2 separate regions of the Homo sapiens genome follow, and region 2 is linked to region 1. Evidence: chromatin contacts called from ENCODE Hi-C or POLR2A ChIA-PET data. All regions are on one chromosome and are shown on one strand. Each heading gives the region's core, a stretch centred on a gene start or an enhancer-like site at or near the end of the contact. The rest is flanking DNA. Distances are from core to core; before and after follow the strand shown. Region 1 overlaps ZNF655 (zinc finger protein 655). Region 2 holds the start of ZSCAN25 (zinc finger and SCAN domain containing 25).

Evidence for each region. A loop is a pair of places that touch in the nucleus more often than their neighbours do. ChIA-PET counts read pairs that join two places held with the same protein, here RNA polymerase II (POLR2A). Pooled maps may share reads with other maps.
Region 2: a loop to region 1 is called in a map of CD4-positive, alpha-beta memory T cell, with 4 times the contacts of the local background. The contact joins the promoter of ZSCAN25 here to the enhancer-like site in region 1. A Hi-C loop is called at or near these places in 4 of 168 maps with a recorded cell type or tissue (CD4-positive, alpha-beta memory T cell, CD8-positive, alpha-beta T cell, GM12878 and 1 more), 1 of 37 single-sample maps with no recorded cell type and 11 of 50 pooled maps. POLR2A ChIA-PET finds 5 or more read pairs at or near these places in 14 of 52 experiments (A673, CD4-positive, alpha-beta T cell, CD4-positive, alpha-beta memory T cell and 10 more).

The regions. Positions count from the first base shown.
Region 1 is chr7:99,575,921-99,581,666 of GRCh38, reverse strand. It overlaps ZNF655 (zinc finger protein 655), which reads right to left. Exons shown (of 3, transcript NM_138494.3): 3 at 5,214-5,746. Among named protein-coding and RNA genes, the nearest start is that of TMEM225B, 19 kb to the left of the region's middle. Within about 2 kb of position 1,418, at least 9 of the 41 ENCODE cell types and tissues checked have a DNase peak (open chromatin) inside an H3K27ac peak, as active enhancers do; they include CD8-positive, alpha-beta T cell, where a contact is called at or near this core.
Region 2 is chr7:99,613,933-99,618,951 of GRCh38, reverse strand. It overlaps ZSCAN25 (zinc finger and SCAN domain containing 25), which reads right to left and starts at 2,006. Exons shown (of 8, transcript NM_145115.3): 1 at 1,936-2,006; 2 at 301-427. RefSeq lists enhancers at 1,971-2,290, 1,881-2,860.

The DNA.
Region 1 (5,746 bases), core at 169-2,668:
AAATCTTTTAACTTCCATTTCTCTTAACAGGTGGCTGACCTGTCCATTGTATCCACTCTCAGAGTTTATGCCTTGGGTAGAAAAATGCCACTTTCCTAACGATGAAGGAGAGTGTGAGTAGGACAAGAGTCCACTCTTCTTGTACTTGGCTCATGGGACATACTTGGCTGGGTTCGTGCATTTATTCATTCACACATTTACCTAGCTTCTCCAAATGCCAAGCAAGTTAACAGGTGCTGGTATAACAGATCCTCACAATAGAGCTAGACAGCACTGCTGCAGATTTGTTCCACACAGCGAGAGAGGAAACAGGCTTTACTGACATGGGCTACAGCTTGAGGTTACAAAGAAGAAAAAAACAAAATGTCATGGCCAGACACAGTGGCTCACACCTGTAATCCTAGCATCTTGGTAGGCCAAGGGGAGAGGATAGCTTAATATCAGGAGTTCAAGACCAGCCCAGGCAACATAGTGAGACCCTGTCTCTAAAAATAAATAAATAAATAAATAAATAAATAAATAAATAAATAAATAAATAAAGCCGGGCGTGGTTGTGTGGGCCTGTAGTCCCAGCTACTTGGGAGGCTGAGGTGAGAGGATCACCTGAGCCCATGAGGTCGAGGCTGCAGTGAGTTATGATCATGCCATTGCACTCCAGCCTGAGCAACAGAGTGAGACCCTGTCTCAAAAAAAAAAGGTGGGGGGTGGAGAAAGGGAAGGAAGAGAGGGAAGGAGGGAGGGAGGGAGGACAGAAGGAAAGAAGGAAGGAAGGAAGGAAGGGAAAAAAAAAGTCACTAGTCTTGCACCACAACGCTTCTAAGTGTAAGGCTAATCTTGTCCATCTGATCTGAGAGCATGGTCAGAGGGACAAATAAACTCTAAATTTTGTCTAAGCCACAAAGATCAGCCGGCTAGATTAGCTCCTCCCCCTTGCTCTTCCGAGGCCCCTGCCCTGGGGCGGACAAATGGAGTCTGGGGACCTCTCCGTGGGCTGGATCCAATCTCCGATGCTGCTGCAGCGCCAAAATCTCGACACATTCACAACACGATGCTAGAGACGGGCAGTCACTTCAGGAAAGGGAGAGAGAGGGCAGGTACAAGGGCAATGGTAGGCGGAGCTTTCCCAAGAAGGGTGCCCAACCGAGAAGGCGTTAGAAGCTGCGTTCTTTCTCCAGGAGGGGATGGACGAAAGCAAAGACCCCTGACCGTGACTGCAGGAACTCTGCCAGGCCCTTAGAAACCGGCGGCGGGCCCCGCCCCTGCGATCAGAAGCCCCGCAAGCTGGGCCCCGCCGCCAACTGCGTTTCCAGCCGCTACGGGGCCGACCCCTCCTCCGTTCTCCGCACTGGGGCGCACAGCTAGCCCACCCACCCTAGGGGGCGCATGGAAACCGCGTGGTCCGCTGCGCGCACTTCGGAGTCTCTGGGCGGCTCGGAGGCCTCATTTCGATCGCGGTCCCTCCAGGAGCCGCCCCGGTCCAGAGAAGGATAGGATGTGGACTCCCCAAGGGAGGACTGCAGGAAGATGGAACGGGATTTCTTCACCTGCCCTTCATCGCCTAAGTGGGCCTAGACTCTAACTGGCTGTCCCTTCCGTGTCATCGCCACGGTCCCCATGTGAACCCCGTTTGTCCTCCCCTCTTCCTGCCCTATGTCGCCTCCCCCCACTCCACCTCCTTTCGTGACCACTGGCCGGGTTGACCCTGCGGGGCCCGCGCTCTTCACCCACAGGCCAGCCTGTCCTCCTCTCCCTGTGTGCACCCCAACATCTCCCAGCTTGGCCTGGAGCGTGTATTAGGTTGGTGCAAAAGTAATTGCTGTTTTGCAATTTTTTAAATGGCAAAACCGCAATTACTTTTGCACCACCTATAAATAGGCAGGGGGAACGGGCAAGAAAAGCCTTAGAGAAGGGGCCAAGAGCCAACCACCTAGCCGGCCAGGAGTATGGGTTTGCCAGAGGCATGAGATGTATTGAAGCAGAAAAGGAAGAAAAAAGATTAAGGAGACAAATTGTTCGTGATAAGGGGTTTCCTGATAAACTCAGAAACAGCAACTACCAGTTATGGAGCACTTAAACTGACACTATCTCATTAATCCTCACAACGGTCCTGTGCAGGTGGTGGTTTTGTTTTTTACCATCCTAAATGCCAGAGCTGCACTTGGTATGTAACAAAGGCAGCATTTGAACCCTGGCCTGCTCATACCAGAGCGAGGGCATCTAACTGCACCCACAAAGGACAATGGAGGAAGACTGTGTCATTGTAATATGAGCAAATGGGGAAAAGACAAAACAAATGCTTTCATTATGCCCAGGTTGTAAATGTATAAACATAAATGAAACACACATACAAGAGGCTAACCGTTTTTGTTTTTTGTTGTTGTTGTTTTTTTAAAGGCAAGAGTCTCACTCTGTCGCCCAGGCTGGAGTGCAGTGGCGCAATCTCGACTCACTGCAACCTCTGCTTCCCAGGTTCTAAGCGATTCTCCTCCTTCAGCCTCCAGAGTAGCTGGGATTACAGCACCACCACGCCTGGCTAATTTTGTATTTTTAGTAGAGACGGGGTTTCACCATGTTGGCCAGGCTGGTCTTGAACTCCTGACCTTGTGATCCACCCGCTTCAGCCTCCCAAAGTGCTGGGATTACAGGCGTGGGCCACCACACCCAGCCATAGCTAACAGTTTTCTAAAAACAGAGAGTAAATAGGAAGTGTCCACAAAATAAAGCTTTAAATGTATGTAGTTTCTTTATTTGTAAAGGGTGCCATTTGTTTGAAATCGTTCTTACACTCTTGGATTAAAACACCGGTTCCTTCACACACTTGTATTTTGAAGGGAATATAAAATGTGATTCCCTCACACCTGTAATCCCAGCACTTTGGGAGGCTGACGCGGGTGGATTACCTGAGGTCAGAAGTTTGAGACAAGCCTGGCCAACATGGTGAAACTCCGTCCCTACAAAAAATACAAAAATTAGCCAGGTGTGATGGCAGGTGCCTGTAGTCCCAGCTACTCAGGAGGCTGAGGCAGGAAATACTTAAACCTGGGAGGCAGAGGTTGCACTGAGCCAAGATCACATCACTGCACTCCACCCTGGGCGAGAGAGCAAGATTCTGTTTGAAAAAAAAGAAGAAAAAAGTGGTTTCATATGATACAAATGTTAGAAAAAGGACAGATGTCAGTTTGCTGACTCCAGCAGAGTTACCTTTCGGGTGCTAGTTCCCACCACAGCCCAGGATGCCAATGTTTTCTCTAGTTACATGTTAAGATCTCCAAATCCAGGGCATCCCTCCTGAAACAATGCCAGTCCTACACTGCTAAATGTTTACTGAATGAATGGATGAATGAAGGCAACATTTTTAGATGTGGGAATCCTATAGTGCTTGGTTCTCTAATCCCTAGGGGCCTCCTTTGAACTTGGTTCTTCAACCTCCTCAGTTGCCCACATACTACATCCTACAGTGAGGCATTTCTCCATACCTCACTTATTACCTGGAAAGTGCCATACTCTCACATGCAGGCCTTGACATGCTAGCTCTTTTGCTAAAACTCTCCGTGCCCCTCTCCCCGTGTTCCCCACCTGTCATCTACTTCTATCCACCCTTTTGCTCAGGCCAAAAACCTAGGAATTTTCCCATTACCACTTTGCTCCACTGCTATAACCAGAGGTGATAGTGACTCTTAGCAAGGATACATGCCCACCAGCAAGTTCTGGTTATCAGAAAAATATTAAGAGTAAATTTGGTCACGGTGTAATGGAAATGCAAATCTAGTGATGGCAGCAGCGGTATCTTGACAGGACATATGAAATTTGAGAGCTTTGACCTGTGACCTGCCATTGTCAAAACTGTCCAACCCTGTTTCAGAGCAGGGGTTTGACTAGCTCCCTAAAAAAATCTCAGGATATTCTCTCCTAGTATCCCAGAGAGCTCTCGGAGCACTTGAGATCAGTTGCAAACTAATGACAGTGAGTCATCAGCGATGTACTAGGGAATGAAGAGCTATCAAACTTCTCTGGGTTTTGAGATCTGTGTAATACCAACATCACTTTGGGGTATATTGTTGTTTTTTGTTTTTTTGTGTTTTCTTGAGACAGAGTCTCACTCCGGAGTGCAGTGGCACAATCTCGGCTCATTGCAACCTCTGCCTCCCAGGCTCAAGCTATTGTTGCGCCTCAGCCTCCCAGGTAGCTGGAATTATAGGCACGCAACACCATGCCTGGCTAATTTTTCTATTTTAAGTAGAGACTGGGTTTCGCCACATTGGCCAGGCTGGTCTCCAACTCCTGACCTCAAGTGATCTGCCCGCCTCAGCCTCCCAAAGTGTTGAGATTACAGGCGTGAGCCACTGCACCTGGCCTGGGGTATGTTTACTAAAATATTCCTTTGTAAAATGAAGCTAGCTGCTTTGCAGAATTGAGAATAAAGTTTAGATATGTACAAACATACGTGTGTGTAGGTAGGTGGAAAGACAGAAGATAAAAGTGCCCTCTACTATCGTATTTCTCTTCTCTCCCCTTTCAAGACCAAAATGACTCAGAACACAAACTCATGTATCAGGCCAATTAAATATCTGCTTAAAGGATTGCCCTAAAGGACTATTTTGAGTCCGCCTTTTTTAAAGTGTTTTACTTATTTAAAAAATATGGCTGGGCACAGCGGCTCACGCCTGTAATCCCAGCACTTTGGGAGGCTGAGGCAGGCAGATTACCTGAGGTCAGGAGTTTGAGACCAGCCTGGCCAACACAGTGAAACCCGGTCTCTACTAAAAATACAAAAATCAGCCAGGCAAGGTGGCAGGTGCCTGTAATCCCAGCTACTTGGGAGGCTGACACAAGACAATCGTTTGAACCCAGGAGGCGGAGGTTGCAGTGAGCCGAGATCACGCTACTGCACTCCAGCCTGGGTGACAGAACGAGACTGTCTCAAAAAACAAACAAACAAACAAAAAGTTATTCCTAGTTCTACTGAAACCTCGAACTATTTAGTCTTATTTTATATACCAACAACTTCCCAATCAAATCCCCTTTAAGTCCCAAACATTCAGCTTTTGTTCCAGAGGTCTGTGGAAAAGCAAGCTTTGTTATCAATGCAAAGGAAAGTGATCCATTCTTGCTGTGAAGCAAGTTCCAGGGAGGAAAGGAGTTGCAGCCAGAGATGTGATTCCAACATTCCCAAACGCTTCTGTCTGAGACCTTCAGATTTTGTTTGAAACAAATTCTCAGAATACCAAACACACCTTTATTCAAGTGGAAGTACAAAAGCACATTCCTAAACCAAACGCATACATGTGATTTTTACATATTCTGCTTTTTAGGGATTACATAATCCTGTTTCAGTCACCATACGTGACTACTGGTCTCTATACATAAGGGTATACATGTTTGACAGGAAAAAACACATGCATTTTTCATTTGCTTTTACATTTAGATCAATTCATTTATATATCAATTTCATTTAGATTCCTACCTTGCCTTGATGAAATCCTACTCTTGCTGATGGCAAAGAAGTAAAATATAGTGGCAGAACTATCCTAGAGGTTAGCCATAGGAGGATTATAGAGTGAGCAACATATTTTTATATATTTGTTGAGGGTCCCTACTGAATATTATAACACTGAACTATGAAAGCCTCAATTGCTGGACTGACAACAAGAATTTTAAATAACATTTGTCTTACTCACAAAATGTTATAAAGCTTAAGATGGAAAAATACAAAATGTTTTGACATTACCTAAAGAATCATGAACTC
Region 2 (5,019 bases), core at 757-3,256, 37 kb before region 1:
GAATGAGTCAGTCATTCTAAGAGCATTCCAGGCAAAAGCCCTGAGGCTAAGAAATTACTCTGGGTGTCCAAGAACAAGCCATATCCCAGTGTGGCTTCAGCAGTGACGAGCAGAGCTGCACCAGAAGAGGTGGCAGAGGCAGACAGAAACCAGATCACCCAGAGCCTGCGCCACAGAAAGAATTATGAACTTTATTCTTATTTCTTACTTTAGCGAGGAACTACATGTTTTATAAAAGTCATTCTGCCTGTGTGTTGACAGGGAATAGGCTAGAGGTGGCAAGAGGGAAATGGCACTTACAGTGATTCAAGCAGATGATAAGGGCTTAGATCAGGGTGGTGGCAAAGAGTCAGACAAAATCAAGACGTATTTTGGAGATTAAAACCAACAAACTTGCTGATGGCTTAGATGTGATGGTGCGCTCAACCTGAAAAAGACAATGGAGCAACATATATACCATTATGACAAATGACCTAAAGATTTCTAACTTGTACAGGCTTTACTCTTTAGAAAGCATGTGAACACATATTTCATCTAATACTTAAAACACTTCTGTAGGATGAGTGCTACTCCTCCTACTTCTCAGAAGAAAAAAAAGAGACTAGATGATAACTGCCTCCCAAAATACATGGTACAGATTGAAAAAAAAATGTGAAGTCAAAAAGAGAGAAAACTAATCTAAGTCCAAGTACTCAAGGAAAAGAAGAGGCTTGAAGTAGACTGGAGAATGAGTCCTATTTACCTCCAAGTGGATTATGCGGAAGACCTAGACTGGGAAGACAGACTTGGAAGTCCAAAGCACCAGGGGAAGGAGATCCTGCTTGTCAGAAAACGGAAAGATCACCTGACTGGAGCAGAGAATGGGCAGCTGGCAGGAGGCACACCCCAAAGCTTCTGCTAAATATTCTATTGTGAGTTTGTGTATTTATCTACCCCCACTTAAACCAAGTTTATATTTTCAGTCTATTCATTGACTCTGCAACATTGAGATTTCTCTTTCATTCCTTTCTAGCTATTGCATTGGTTCACTCCACTAGTGCATTTAATGCACTACAGTGCAAATGTTTACCCATGTGTCTCCCTCTAACAGATTCCCTGGAGGCAAGAAAGATCCTCATTCATCTTTTATCTCTGCCATTTGACAAATAGAAATTGCCCCATTGCTATTCTTTATCTCCCCCCACCCATTGTGACTCTTTTGTTTTGTTTCTGAGACAGGATCTCAGGGTTTTATCACCCCAGCTGGAGACCAGTGGTGCGATCACTGCAGCCTTTGCCTCCTAGGATCAAGCGATCCTCCCACCTCAGCCTCCCGAGTAGCTGGGACTACTGGCGAGTGCCACCATGACCAGCTAATTATTTATTTTTGTAGAGACAGGGTCTCCCCATGTTGCCCAGGCTGGAGTGCAGCGGCATGAATGTAAGTCAGTGCAACCTTGAACTCCTGGGCTCAGGCGATCCTCCTGCCTCAGCCTCCCGAGTAGCTGGGACCTCAGGCGCGTGCCACCACGCCCGGCTACTTTTCAATTTTTGTAGAGACAGGGTCTCGCTATGTTGACCAGGCTGGCTCATCACTATTCTTTAAATAAGTGTCCTATGTGATTACTTTCACTTTGCACAGAGTTCTGCTTTGGTTCAAGATCTCTTCGGGTTCGTGGCCAGCCCTGCACTAAGCCAAGCCTGGCAGAGCGGGATCAGCCTCGCTCCTACCTGAGCCTACAGCGCGGCGGCCCCTCAGCGTCCAGACCCGCAGGGCCTCGGGGCCGCTGAAGGCAGCTCCTGAGAGACTTGCCGCCCTCAGCCGGGGCTGAGCGGAGGGAGACGGGCTCTACTGCAACCCCGCTGCCGCCGAGCCCCGTAGCGGCACCAAAACCCGTCCCCGCGCCCGTTTACCACTTCGCCCGCCACCCGCTGCGGCCCTGAAGAGGCTCTCACCCGCCGCGGCCCTGAAGGGCCTCTCACCCGCTAGGGTCGCCAGTGCTATCCGCGGTCCGGAAGTGAGCTGCGGACGCTGTTAGACAGGTGCGTAAGGAAAGACTCGCTTCCGTGTCCTCTCTAGGATGCTCGGAGGTCTCGGCGGATGCGTCTCGATGGTTGCTGATCCCAGCCTGCTGTTCCGAACCCGGCGAGGCGAAGACCACCAGGGCTTCCCCAGGATTGACTGCCCAGCTCGAGGCGCTCTGTGGCTAGGCCCCTTCCACTTCCGTGCCATTTCACCTGCTTGCCCTCCGTGGAAAGGACTCGGTGCATCGCCAGATACACTACTGGACACAGCACCTGCCCCAAGGGGCTTTAGAGTCCAGTCGGTCAATGCGCGACTATTCCGGCTGCGAGGGCCTTGCGCGAGGCGTAGGGGCAGAGGAGATAGGGGGCGCACTGGATCTAACCGGCTCACTTAAGAGGCTCCTGACCCCGGGTAGTGTGCGTGCGTGTGTGTATGTGTAGTCAGGGAAGGCTTCCTGGAGGAGCCAGCATCGGAGCTGTTTTTTGTGGGGGGTTTTTGTTTGTTTGTTTGTTTGTGTTTTTTGAGAAAGAGAGAGAGAAGTCTTGTTCTGTCTCCCAGGATGGAGTGCAGTGGTGAGATCATAGCTCACTGCAACCTCGAAGCCCTGAGTTCAAGCAATCCTCCCACCTCAGTCTCCTGGGTAGCTGGGACTTTTTTTCAATTTTTTGCAGAGAGGGGGATCTCTCTATGTTGCCCAATCTGGTCTCCAACTTCTGGACTCAAGCGATCTTCCCCCCTTGGCCTCCCAAAGTGCTAGGACTGCAGGCGCAAGCCACCGCGTCCAGCCTGAAGGCAGTCTGTCTCAACTGGGTGGCCCAGTGTTACTCCAGAATCCACTCAGGAAACAGGAAACCCTCTTGTCTTACTCTTCTCCAGCACTTTGCAAAGTGTCTGGTACAATATTTGCTAAAAATATACACTTATAGAGTAAATGAACTCCTAGAATATAACATAGGTGTTAGACCATCTCACTTTATCCTCCATGTCTCTGTCCCACTTTCATATTTTTCTTGTCTGCCCATATTTGACTTGGGTTTATGTCTTCACCTTTTTATTAATAATCCACTTTTCAGCTGTTTCTAATGTGCTACAAAATCCACAGTTGTTGTTTTTTTGTTTTGTTTTGTTTTGTTTTTTAAGAGACGAGGTCTTGCTGTGTCACCTAGGCTGGAGTACAGCGGTGCTATCATAGCTCACTACAGCTTCCAACTCCTGGGTTCAAGCAATCCACCTCAGCTTCCCAAATAGCTGGGACTACAGGCATGAGCCACCACACCCAGCTAATCTTTAAAAAATGTTTTGTAAGGACAGGGTCTCACTATGTTGCCCAGGCTAGTCTTAAACTCCTGGGCTCGAGCAATCCTCCCCACTTGGCCACCCATATTTTTGTTTTAATTAATATATTTTTTCCATTTCTAGAATTTCTATTTGATTTTTTCCAAATATTCTAGATCGATCTTTTAAAAGAATTTACCGATATGTTTAAGCTTTTCTTTGTACATAGTAAATATAGTTGAGCCTGATAATTCTGAGATCTGAAGTCCCCTCAGATATCTTTCTGTGATCTGCTATTTCCACTGTTTTTGATGGTGCCACTTCCACCAGCAGTACCTAACAGCATCCATTTCCCATATCTCATCATCTCTGCCATTATCCAGCTTTAATTTTTGCCAATTGACAGGTGAAGTAAATGTTACCTCATTTTTTAATTTGCATGTTCTTCATTATAAGTGAGGTCAGTCATTATTCCTACTTTCATTAACTTCTTGCCTTCCCTTTTCTGTGAACGGACTTTTCTTTGTGTTTCTATTAAGCTGTTTATCTCTTTCTTATTGATTTATGAGTTCTGGGGACATTATATAATGTCCCTAGAGCATTAAATAATGTCCCCAGGACATTAATTGGGGGCATTCCTCAAACATACCTTCCTCGAACATACCACAGTACCTTGTTTCCTTGTGTGACAGGCTGCTCATTTTCCTTGGAAACATTTTTGTGAAATTTCTTTGAGTTCCAGGATAAAGTGAATTTATCTAGAGAGGGTTGATATTGTTTTTCTTCCATGTAAATTTTTTTCTTGTCAGCATCACCAGTCCAAGGTCATTGTAAACCAAATTTATAATTTGAGGATTTTTGAACCATGCTATAATAGTAATATGAATTTGGGCTGCAAATATTGAGGGGTGATTTGTGGTTGCAACTTCTCAACCACAAATCTTTGTGGTTTTGTGGTTGTCCAGCGTGGCACTAAGACAAATTGCCTTGCTGGCTCCTGGTGGTAGGGGTACGGGAGAGGAGACTTATCTCTCACCCTTACATTGATAACCCAGCCCTTGTCTATGGCCATACCACCCTGAATGTACCGGATCTCTTCTGATAATCCACACTTTTGCAGTCCTTGGTTTATGGGGGGAAAGCTCTCTTATCAGATGCTCTTCCTTGAGTAAACTTTAGGCATAGTTTTAAAAAATCAAATCTCTGCAAGATGATTTCTCTAGGTATTATTCTTTACTTTGATGTTATCTTATAATTCATTACTATTTTGTTACCTGATATCTTTAGATTTTATTATTTATTTTATCATTTCTGTTGTTTTTGGCAGACGAATCAGCCCAACTATTTAGTCTGCCATGTTATCAGATGTAGGATGTCTCCAGGCTTCTTTATTTATATGTTTTTATTTCTTCCAAATAGGACACTTAAAATTACATTTTTACTGCCTGTATAATATTCTGTCCTCTGAATACACTATACTTTTAAAAATTATTTCAACATGGGGGAAATAATCTAGAATATACTCTTTTATTTTTGCTATTATAAATAACCTGGAACAAGCATTCCTTTGTATAAATACTTAACCTCACCCCTGGTTATTTCCTTAGAATAAATTCCTAAAATTCAACTTCTGGGCCACCAGGTATGAATATTTTTAAACCTATTAATGCATATGCTATTATAAAATGCTTTCCAGAAAGTTCATGCCAATTTACATTCCCATCAAATGTATATGAGAG